Regions from separate parts of the Homo sapiens genome. Here region 1 is linked to region 2. A link is an interaction called in ENCODE POLR2A ChIA-PET data of the cell type or tissue named here. Cell type or tissue: B cell. All regions are shown on one strand. Each heading gives the region's core, and the rest is flanking DNA. Links, peaks and the distances in the headings are about the cores only.

Region 1 (5,376 bases), core at 220-5,219, 610 kb before region 2:
GGTTGGATACTTTATTTCAACAAGTGCTATGAGTCATTTGAAATTATGTATCATTCATAAGCAGAAAACTTTTTAAATCCCACCTACCTCTGACATTTTGATTCTCTATAAAGTGGGAAAAACAGTATACATTGTAATTTGGTGTCTATTTTTCAGGTAATTGACTTAATAAGTTGAAATGAAATCGTGCGCCACCCAGTTTGCGTAAGAGATGTAGAATTAGGCAGTAACTTTCTCAGAGTAGCGTCAAAGTTCAGCACGGTAATTCTGAAAGCTGTTTTTCCCCAACTTGGTGCCGAAAAGCTGGAAGGATACCTGGCAAGTTTTTCTATCTCAGAAGCACTACTGAGTTGATCAGAATAAAGCATATACAATAAATGCATACTGAATTTTAGGCATAAGAGTTCATATGTAGAGTGCTCACATTAGATAAGATGCATATGGTGTGTCTGTGTTAGTGATGAGCGTTTTGTGTATCTTTCATCGGAATACATTTCAGGCTTCCTAACACAGTATGCTAGTCCTTCACTGAAACTGGCTTGATTTTGATTCTCACTTTTTAAGAATTCATAGGATCAAATAGTGAAGCCAAAGTAAATAACAATAGATGCAAATAACTCCTTGGCAAAGTGCATAAGGAAAAAAATTCCACTTTTTCAGTAGTGTTTCTGAACTGGTCTTAGCTGTTCTTTATTTGTTTCTGGGAGATAGAAAGAACCATGCATTGCTTTCATTTAATCTGTATTACTGGTGACTTGTTTTTATCTGGTGTTTGTTCCTGTCATCACTGTCATTTCTAACTGGCAAGATCCTTCCCATTCCTCTTAGTGGCCATAGCTTTAGAGATTACTTATGGGGCCCTCCTCTGTGCCGCTTTGCAACCCATGCTTCCTCCCCAGCCTAAGAATTATGTTTCCTAAGCTCATCTTTCCCTGCTGTTACCTCTCCCACCCACCCATCTTCCCAAAAAAGAGGTTTATGAACCCCTAATGGCAATTCCATGTACTCAACAGCTTGCTGTGAAATTCAATGTATGCCCTGTTTTTCTTAAACAGGGCATAAATTCAAATTCAATGTATGCCCTGTTTTTTCTTAAAGGTAGCAACATGAAACAATGTAGAAGATCAGGCCCTATGTGACCAAATAATAAGGAAGTCCTAAAAGTCTAAAAAACATCCTGTTTGGAAGATGCTACTAAGTGAAATGAGAGGAAAATGCATGATTCTTCATTCAGTCAGGAAACATTTATGAAGCATCGCTCTGTGCCAGTACTGACACGAGGCTTGACTGTCCAAGGACAAAACTTGAGATCTTGTGTCATTAGGGGAGAAGGATGGGGCTTGGGGCCAACGGATCTTCAAGTTATTAGCATGTGACTTTGGCAACATTTTTGTTTAAGGTCTCTGAACTTGAACAGTGGCCACAGTAGTGACAATAACTGAAAGTTAGAGCTTGACAACTGATTAGAAAAAGATGGGTGAAAACGGGGAGGAACTCTCATGGGAACTGAGGTTTCCAGTCTGGGTAACTAGCGGCAAAATATATTTCGAAGGAAGAACAATAGGATTTATACCTGGGTAACTAGCTAGGGTAGAGTAAAAGGTAACTTTGAAGTTGCACGTCTCAATAATGAGTGCTCTGCATTCCCCAGCCCAGGCTGACCCACTGCCATTTTCTCAGCTCTGTCCTGTAGGATGCTGCAATAATCCATGCCACAGCTTGCTGGGTGCCTTCAGTTTACTCTGAAACTCCCCACCCAGCAATTCTTGGCTGATTAGTGGCCCCTCTTGCTGCCAGTTCATGGGAGCAAGTTTTTTTTTTTCCTTCTTAGATAGTAGAGGGGAGATTGTCTAGAAGAGTCCCATCGAAGACTTTACAGGGGAATCCAAGGGCACATCAACATTTAAGCAGTGGACAGAGGGAGAGAAAATTGTGAAGATGATATAGAGAAGCTCACATATGGTTCTAGAGTCTCTGGATCCCAAGGATAAAGCCAAAGAGAAGGCCCTAGATTGGGGACTGTATTCGTTCCCTAGGAATGCAGTGATAAAGCACTAAAAGAAAGGGAGCAGGGGTCCCCAAATAACAGAGATGGATTCTCCCCTAGTTCTGGAGGCTAGAAGTCAAGGTGTTGGCAAGGCCATGCTCCCTCTGAAACCTTCGGGGGAGAATCTGCCCTTGCCTCTTCTGGCTCCCAGTGCTGCCAGGAATCCTCAGCCTTCTTCGGCTTGCAGACGCATCCCTCCAGCCTCTGCCTCCATTGTCATGGCCATCTTCTCCCGGTGTCTCTGTCTTCACATGGTGTTTCCCTCTTCTGATAAGGATTCCAGTCATATTGCACGAGGACCCACCCTATTGACTTTATCTTAGTTTGATTATACTTGCAAATGCCCTATTTCCAAAGAAGATCACATTCCTAGGTACAGGCTGTTAGAACTTCAACATATCTTTTGGGATGCACAATTCAGCCATAGCAGATACCTTGGGGCAAAATATATGGTTTAGGATCTGGAGGGTGTGGAGGGTCAGAGTAATGTTGCAGGTGTAGCCAGGACAGGCTGGAAAGAGAGGAGGGCATTGGCCTGTGCACAAAATTTAAAGGGGTGCCAAAAACCTCAGTAATCAAGGTAAATAATATCTTAATGAAATGTATGGGTTTTTTTGTTTGTTTTTGAGATGGAGTCTTGCTCTGTTTTCCAGGCTGGAGTGCAGTGGCACGATCTCAGCTCACTGCAACCTCCACCTCCCAGGTTCAAGCAATTCTCCTGCCTCAGCCTCCCAAGTAGCTGAGATTACAGGCGGATGCCACCACACCCAGCTAATTTTTGTATTTTTAGTAGAGACGGGGTTTCACCATGTTGGCCAGGCTAGTCTCGAACTCCTGACCTCAGGTGATCCACCCGCCCTTGGCTTCCCAAAGTGCTGGAATTACAGGTGTGAGTCACCATGCCCAGCCAATGAAATGTATGTTTTAAAATAAAAATCAATGCCAAAAAACTCATGATAAACAAAATATCATCATTTTACATAAAGACAGGATCGGTATTATTGACTTTTCTTGTTGCTAGTGGGGGAAACATGCTCTCTGCTGTTCCCATGCAGCTGAGGCTGGTAGGATAAAGGCCAGTATTGCCAGAGGCCCTGTTTGCTGTGATATGGAAAGCTCAGATTGAGAATGAAACCACAGAGATGAAAGCAGAAGCAAGAGGCAAAAAGGAACTAAGTTCTGATGTCACATTTGAGTCCCTGGATCTACTCATGCCTGAAGGAAGTTCTGCTGGGTTTTTTGTATTGGGAACCTCACTCCCCTTTTTTGTTTAAGCCAGTTTGAATTGGATTTTGGTCCTTTCTAATCAAATGGAGAGCTGAGTAGCAAACCAGTCCCACTCTGACTTGCCCTTGCTGTGCCAACAAGCGGGCTATTCCTTTTAACTGCCTTGCTTTCCCCAAGCTCTTCTCAGCTTTATCAGTTTTCTTCTTTATTCTCTCTTCCTAAAAGAATGGAACGTGTTTCTCCATGCACAGAATGGCAAACAATTCTTTGAGAATCCTGGCATCATTAAATGTAGTTGAATTGCAATGGCATTATTTCTACTGCTTCCTTTGTAATTATCAATACATAACTCTTTTGCATTATTTCTATTATTCCATAGAGTTTATTTAATGGAATCTCTGTGATTTCATTCTCAGTCTGAGCTCTCCACATCATGACAAAAGTGGTCACTGGCAATTCTGGCCTTCATCTTACCAGCCTCAGCTGCATGGTAACAGTACAGAGCATACGTCGGCCGGGCGTGGTGGCTCGTGGCTGTAATCCTAGCACTTTGGGAGGTCGAGGCCGGTGGATCACGAGGTCAGGAGTTCAAGACCAGCCTGGCCAACATGGTGAAACCTCGTCTCTACTAAAAACACAAAAATTAGCCAGGCGTGGTGTCGTGTACCTGCAGTCCCAGCTACTCGGGAGGCTGAGGCAGGAGAATCGCCTGAAACCTGGAGGCAGGAGTTGCAGTGAGCCGAGATCATGCCACTGCACTCCAGCCTGGGCGACAGAGTGAGACTCTGTCTCAAAAAAAAAAAAAAAAAAAAACCGGCATATTTTACCCTCTGGAAACAAGAAAAGTCAATAATACCAATCCTGTTTTTATTTAAAATGCTGATATTTTGTTTATCATGAGTTTTTGGCATTGATTTTTATTTTAAAACATATGTTGCATTAAAATATTATTTACCTTGATTACTGAGGTTTTTGGTGCCCCTTTAAATTTTGTGCACAGGCCAAAATTTATTGCAGGAAGGTGATCAGTGTTTACAGGATTTTTTTGGTAATAAATGAATTCTGAGTCCAAAACCCTGGTAAGTAACTTTTGGAGATAAAGACTTTTTATGTTTGGGGACTCCCAACATTCCAGCTCCTTCATTTATTTCTATATTGCTGGGATTCTGACTATCATTAATTCAATCCGTCAGCCATTGAGCCCCATTTCTGTGTGCAGTCCGATGCCAGGAGCTAGTGACCAAAAAAGTAACAAAACACAGCTCCTGCCCTCAGGAAGCTCACTGTTTGGCGAGGAACCTTACAGTCACCATTCCAAGTACAGTGGGTTCTGGGTCTGGTGTGCACCACACAAAATCCTTCGTCTCCCCCCTTTGTGTCTCTCCAGGTCATACCCCTCCTTCACACTGCAGCTGAATCTTGTCCATCTCCTCCCTGTAGTTTCATGACAGTTGCAAGGATTTTTGTCTGTTTGGAATACCAACTGTACATACAAGTCTTTCCATCCATTTAGTCTTTGGCTATATAATTTTCTAATCTTTGCAAGCAGGCTAAAAATGAATCCCATAAATTCACTGAGGTCAAAGTTTATGTCTCAGTATAAGTTTGTTCCCATTGCACCAGAATTAGAACTGGGCATCTCAAAGTTTCTCAGTAAATCTTTTGTTTGATTGGGAATTGGAGGGTTTTTAGTTTTTTGTTTTTTGTTTTTTTTGCAACAGATGTATTCTAGAACAATATACAACCACCAAACATTTATAAAATGAATCATTTACAAAAGAATCCCAAAGCCCTGTTATTAAGGTGAATAAGCAACTCCTTGTTTGTCTTTTTATGCATATTTAGGTATTCATATTGCATTACATTGACAACTTATGCCTATATTGGAATGACTTCTAGAAATGATTTTGGCATTTTTTAAACTGTAAGTAACTAATTGTAAAAGGCAGATCAGGAGAATTTATTGTTGTTTCTAAATGATCTTTTGCTTCCATCCGATATTTTAATTGAGCCCTCATTTAAAAGCATGTTTGGCTCCTTAACAGGTTCTAAAAGGAACCAAAACATTTCATTTCCTCATTTTATTGTTTGGAATATTAAAA
Region 2 (5,376 bases), core at 195-5,194:
AATTCCAGGTGGAAGAGACAGCAGGAGACCCAAGGCCCGGGGGATACAGGGGCTGACCTCCATCAAGGAGGCCATCCTGGCTGAAGCAAGGAGGTCGTCCTGACTGAAGGCAGGGAGTGAGGAGAGAGAGGAGGGAGGGACAGGCCGCACCTCACCCTGCCTTGACACCCCTACAGAGCTGGGGTTCCTTTCCAGGCTGCACCCCAACTTCTCTATGTGGGACAACCACCGTTTTTCTGTTTGTCTTTTGCCAGCACCACGTGCAGCCGTGCCCAGCCTGTGGCCTCATTGCCCGCTCCGATGTGCACCACCCGCCCGTGCTGCCGCCCCCTCTGGCCCTGCCCCTGCACCTGGGCGGCTGGTGGGTCAGCTCGGGGTGCGAGGTGCGCCCAGCAGTCCTGTTCCTCACCCGGCTCTTCACTTTCCACGGGCACAGCCGCTCCTGGGAAGGGTATTACCACCACTTCTCAGACCCAGCCTGCCGGCAGCCCACCTTCACCGTGTATGCCGCCGGCCGCTACACCAGGGGCACGCCATCCACCAGGGTCCGCGGCGGCACCGAGCTGGTGTTTGAGGTCACACGGGCCCATGTGACCCCCATGGACCAGGTCACCACGGCCATGCTCAACTTCTCTGAGCCAAGCAGCTGTGGGGGTGCGGGGGCCTGGTCCATGGGCACTGAGCGGGATGTCACAGCCACCAACGGCTGCCTACCGCTGGGCATCCGGCTCCCGCATGTGGAGTACGAGCTTTTCAAGATGGAACAAGACCCCCTCGGGCAAAGCCTGCTCTTCATCGGACAAAGGCCCACCGATGGCTCAAGTCCCGATACCCCAGAGAAACGTCCCACCTCCTACCAAGCACCCCTGGTGCTCTGTCATGGGGAGGCCCCCGACTTCTCCAGGCCACCGCAGCACAGGCCATCGCTGCAGAAGCACCCCAGCACAGGGGGTCTTCACATAGCCCCCTTCCCACTTCTGCCCCTAGTTCTAGGGCTGGCCTTCCTCCACTGGCTATGACATTGGACTTGACATCAGGATGGCGGCTCTGGACACCCATTCAACCCTTCAGACTCCCTCCTGGCAGCTGTAGGGAAGGAACCATTCTCCTCTGCTCTGTCATGGATGGATGCACAGCCCCACTGCTTCCAAACTCTGCCTGTGTCCCATGTGGCTCAGGACATGAGCTTAACCCCTGCAAAGCCTATACCACATCCCACAGCCCGGGTCCCCAGTCAAGCACTTGGATGCGGCAGTGATGTTCATCGCTACGTGAGTTTCTAAAGATCACTCCCAATTTTTCTACTTTCCTCATCCTTGGCAGCTCGCCAACAGGTGCAGTCAGGGGGCCACACGGAACACCCCCATCCCATGTTCCCCCCAGTTCTTCCCATCCTGACCCTTGGGATTCCAAGATGGGAGCAAGAGGAGATCCTGAGGCTCTGCCTAGGGACGAGGCCTACAGTTCTGCCATGTCTGTAGGTTGTTGTTTAAAGATTATTAATTCGAATTTAGCAATACGATCTCTAAGTGGTGCCATGAATTAAAGATGCCACTTCGGGCTTTCAGTGCTTCTCAGCTTTTGGGCAAAGGGCTTGTGTCTTCAGGGGCAGCTCAGCTTTCCTGAGTCCTGACTGCTGGCATTCGTCTGCATTTGCCTGTGCTTCTGCGAGTCGGACCTCAAGCTGCCAACACTGCATGTGGATAAATCCAGTTTTCCCGGGCCAGCATGCAAAATGAAGAGGACTCCATCTAAGCTGAGAAGCATGGCCTCCCCAGAGCAGCCTGCGGCCTCCAAGCCTTCCTGGCCCAGGCAAATGCCAGTGTGCACCAGGCTGGCTGCTGGGGGCAGGTCTTTGGAGGGGAGCAGCATTTCCAGCCTTCTGAACATAGTTAATAGTAATGACAGCCGTAACACTAACGCGCTCTGCAATTCGCCCTGCCCAGCCATCCTCGGTTGCCAAGATTGCCTGTGCCTGCCTGACAAAGGAAGAGAATCTCCGAATGTGTATCTTTGGGCCCACCCTAGGGAGAGGTCGGGGTCACCAGGCTACATGGCGACATCTAGGCAGCTCCGCCTTGCCCAGCCTCCTTGCCATAATCCTAATATATTGGTGTCCTCTGCTCAGAGGGGACTGTCATCATGGTGGGAACAGGCTGTGCCTCCCCAGGGACTCTGCCCATGTTCCCAGGGCCTCATCTGTACACTGTGAAATTAACTGGCATCCTGGTGGGCCCAAGGGTTTTCAGGACTGGGGGCCAATGACTCACCCCCTCCTTCCTCCTCCTGATCCCTATCTCTAGCTCTTATCACAGATTTTGAACAATTGTCTGTGAGGTTAATGATGGTTTCAGAGGGAAGCCCTTTTCCTCCCTGAGACTGTGTGGGGTTCAGTCAGCCTGCTGAAATTGCTTCCACTTATTACCCATCCTTCCTCTTAAAAAAAAAAAAAGCCCACCAAGTTAGTATTCTCTGTAGCTCTCAGACAGCTACAAGTGTTCCTGGCATATTTACCAAAGTACAAGAAATCATTACATTATTTACGGTCTCAGACTACATCAGGGTTGGGGGAGCTCCTGGTGGGGATGGCAGTGGGTGTCGATGATATGTCCACGGCTGAGCAGGTCTTGTATCCGAAGCTTGAAGTAACCATGCCACCATTTATCATCAAATTTGAACCTTTTAATAAAATTAAACAGCCTGAAAAATGTTCTTGCTGGTTATTAAAGTCAACCAAGGGAATTACAGTTCTAAAGAAAGGAAGTGGAGTGTCTTCCAGAGAATGTGTGAAAGAGAATAAAACCAGTGGAGGTAAACCCCAGCTCTCTCAGTTCTGCTTTCATGCCACTGCCTGTCCTGCTGAAAACCCCCCAGGGGCTTCCACTGCACTCAGAATAAAAGCCCGACTTCTGGCTCGCTGTTGCCTGCAAGGCTCAGCCACGCCTCCACATGCCCCGGCCACACTGGCCTTCTCTCTGTTTCTTGATCACAGGAGCTCTTGCTGCCTTGGGGCCTTTGCACAAGCCCTGATTTCCGCCTAGCCTCTCTTCCCCCAGACCTTCAGAAGTTGAGCACTTTCTTTTCAATCAAGTCTCAGACCAGATGTTGTCTCCTGAAGATGTCACCATTCGCATCCCAAAGAGCAGCCCCATTTCCCTGGTCCTTCTGTCAGTCCACTGCATCACAGTTGTATGTTCTTTGTCATGAAAACTGATCACTGGCGGAAATGACCTTATTTGCCTAGAATGTAAGCTCCAACGAAAAAGACTCGGCTCTGACTCGCTTCCTGCGATCTTTCCGGAAGGGTCCAGTGTGCCTGGTGCATGGTAGAAAGAACTTCAATAAATATGTGACTCAGTAAATGTTGGTTATCCCTGTTAAGCCTCACACTGAGACCCGTGAACGGATCACCTCCATCTACCAGATTCAGCGACCCTCGAGAGGCCCAGCTGAGTCAGTGAGAGGTGTGTGAGTCTCTGCGTCTTGCGCGCGAGGACACTAAGGCACAGAGAGAAGGGGCTGGGCTCCAGAGCCTGAGATCCGGGCCTCTGTATCACAGCCCACGGGCTTGGGGTGTCCTCCTCACTCTTGGAGGGAATAGGATTCCTTGATTTTATTTGGGGAAGGCAATTTAGTGTTGCTTCGTGGGATGCCATCCCTAATGAGAAGGAGTGTGTTGAGCAGGACAGCAGCTTCCTGGATCCCCTCAGTTGGACTTAGTTGCTCTCTGCTCGCTGGGGCTTGTTAGTTTGGGGGCAGGTGATGCTGCTCGGAGCTACGAAGGCTGAAGAAAGGGCAACCATCCCTTTTCTCCCAGGCAGAAGGTCAGGGCTTCCAAGACTCTGGGCTGATAAAGGAAGGGGTCATTTCAGAGGCTGAGGGGCTGAGACTGTCTGGTACAGGGCCAGAGGCCCATGGGCACCAAGCCTTCCTTCCAGCCCTTTGCTCCCGCCCCTTAAGTCTCTGCCCTTCACATAAAACGTGAGAGCGCTCTCATCTACAGACGGGGAGGAAAGCCTAGAGTCCTATTTCCAGATAAAATTAATGTTCTCCATTGCATGTTCAGTCACGTTGAAAGGTGGGGGGTGGGTGGGAAGCCCATGCAGTTGATAATTTCATTGTGCAACTCCCAGGAGAGCAAATGAGCTTTTTTTCTTTAATAAAAAGTTGAAATTGTATACAGCTCTCAGAGGTCCATTAACTAACAGATGCTGGTTATCAAAAGAAGCTCTTTGCCTTTCACTAAGCGCATGCTTTTAATCTCCCAGCGGTGCTACCGGGCTGAACAGCAGTGTGTGGCTTGGTGACGCAGGCCCACCAGCACGTGGCCCTGGTCTGTGCATCCTCTCCTGGGGGCACAGGTGACTCAGACACGAGGGACTGGAGCTTTCTGACGCAGAATGTAGCACTGCATCAGGGCCTGGTCAGGGCTGATTCATACCCATTAGCATCGCAGACCGGAGACAAGCAGGGAAGAGCTGTTCCCACTTCAAGAGGGGACTTGAACAGTAGCGTGCAGCCTCCAGTCCGCTCCTGATGGTTCTGAGACTGAAAGCCTGCTCCTTCTCACACACACAACCCCGCTTAAATGGATGTCAGCATGAGCACAAATGACCTGTCGACATTCCCTAAAACCACCCTTCCAAGCTTCCAGACAGACCCTCCTCCTGCCCACCTGACACCTCTACCTTCCATTTCGGCCACAGTGGCCTCCTTGCTCTCCTGCAGTCCCATGGAACCCAGTCCCTCTCAAGGTCTTGGCTCCAGTTCTCCCTCACCTGGAAGGCTCTGCCCACCTCACCCCTGACCACCCCAAAGATAGCGCCCACCACAGCGCAGTGACTTCATCACAGCATTTGTCAGTGGCCGAAATCTGAAAAAAATCCCGTTTGTTGGTTTTCACCTATTGTTAGCCCCTCTCCTCTAGAATGAGTTCCTTGCCAGCAGGGTCCTTGTCTGTCTTGTTCTCTGTGGATCCCCAGTGTTAGAATGGTGCCGGGCACATAGTAGGAGGTCAATAAATACCAGTTAAAAGAATACATGTTCCAAGACCTGATTGGAGACTCCGAATTCAAGCAGCAAGATGACACCCACACACTATACTGGCCTGGAATTTCGATGTTGCTGACTTTTTTTCTAATCAGATGAGCAGAGCAGAACCCAGGCCTGTGAACTTGAGGACATCTGTTTTCTAGTAGCCAGGATATATCTAGAAAGGCATTGAAGACCACTGCTCTCCCCAAATAGGAGGCCACAGGGCCTGGTAAGAGGTGCCTTGAGACTCCATCTCAAGCTTCTCATCCCCCAAAGGTCAGGGAGACTGGGAGAGCCTCAGCCTCACACAGGTACCCAAGGCTTTCCTTTCTTAGTTTTGGA

What was found. Peaks named below come from ENCODE experiments on the same cell type or tissue, not always from the same donor. Only the 100,000 strongest peaks of a DNase experiment are listed, where the experiment ranks them.
Region 1: POLR2A ChIA-PET joins it to region 2 with 7 read pairs; 1 of 35 experiments calls an interaction of 5 or more read pairs at or near these places.

The regions. Positions count from the first base shown.
Region 1 is chr20:59,069,231-59,074,606 of GRCh38, reverse strand. No RefSeq gene overlaps it. Among named protein-coding and RNA genes, the nearest start is that of SLMO2-ATP5E, 29 kb to the right of the region's middle. In B cell, for the core only: no CTCF peak of the experiment used is centred there; a DNase peak (open chromatin) is centred at 3,206.
Region 2 is chr20:58,456,433-58,461,808 of GRCh38, reverse strand. It overlaps APCDD1L (APC down-regulated 1 like), which reads left to right. Exons shown (of 4, transcript NM_153360.3): 4 at 255-2,708. The coding sequence ends at 1,019. Among named protein-coding and RNA genes, the nearest start is that of APCDD1L-DT, 56 kb to the left of the region's middle. RefSeq lists a silencer at 800-988 and enhancers at 2,775-2,884, 3,015-3,154. In B cell, for the core only: no CTCF peak of the experiment used is centred there; a DNase peak (open chromatin) is centred at 2,858; H3K27me3 peaks cover 714 bases.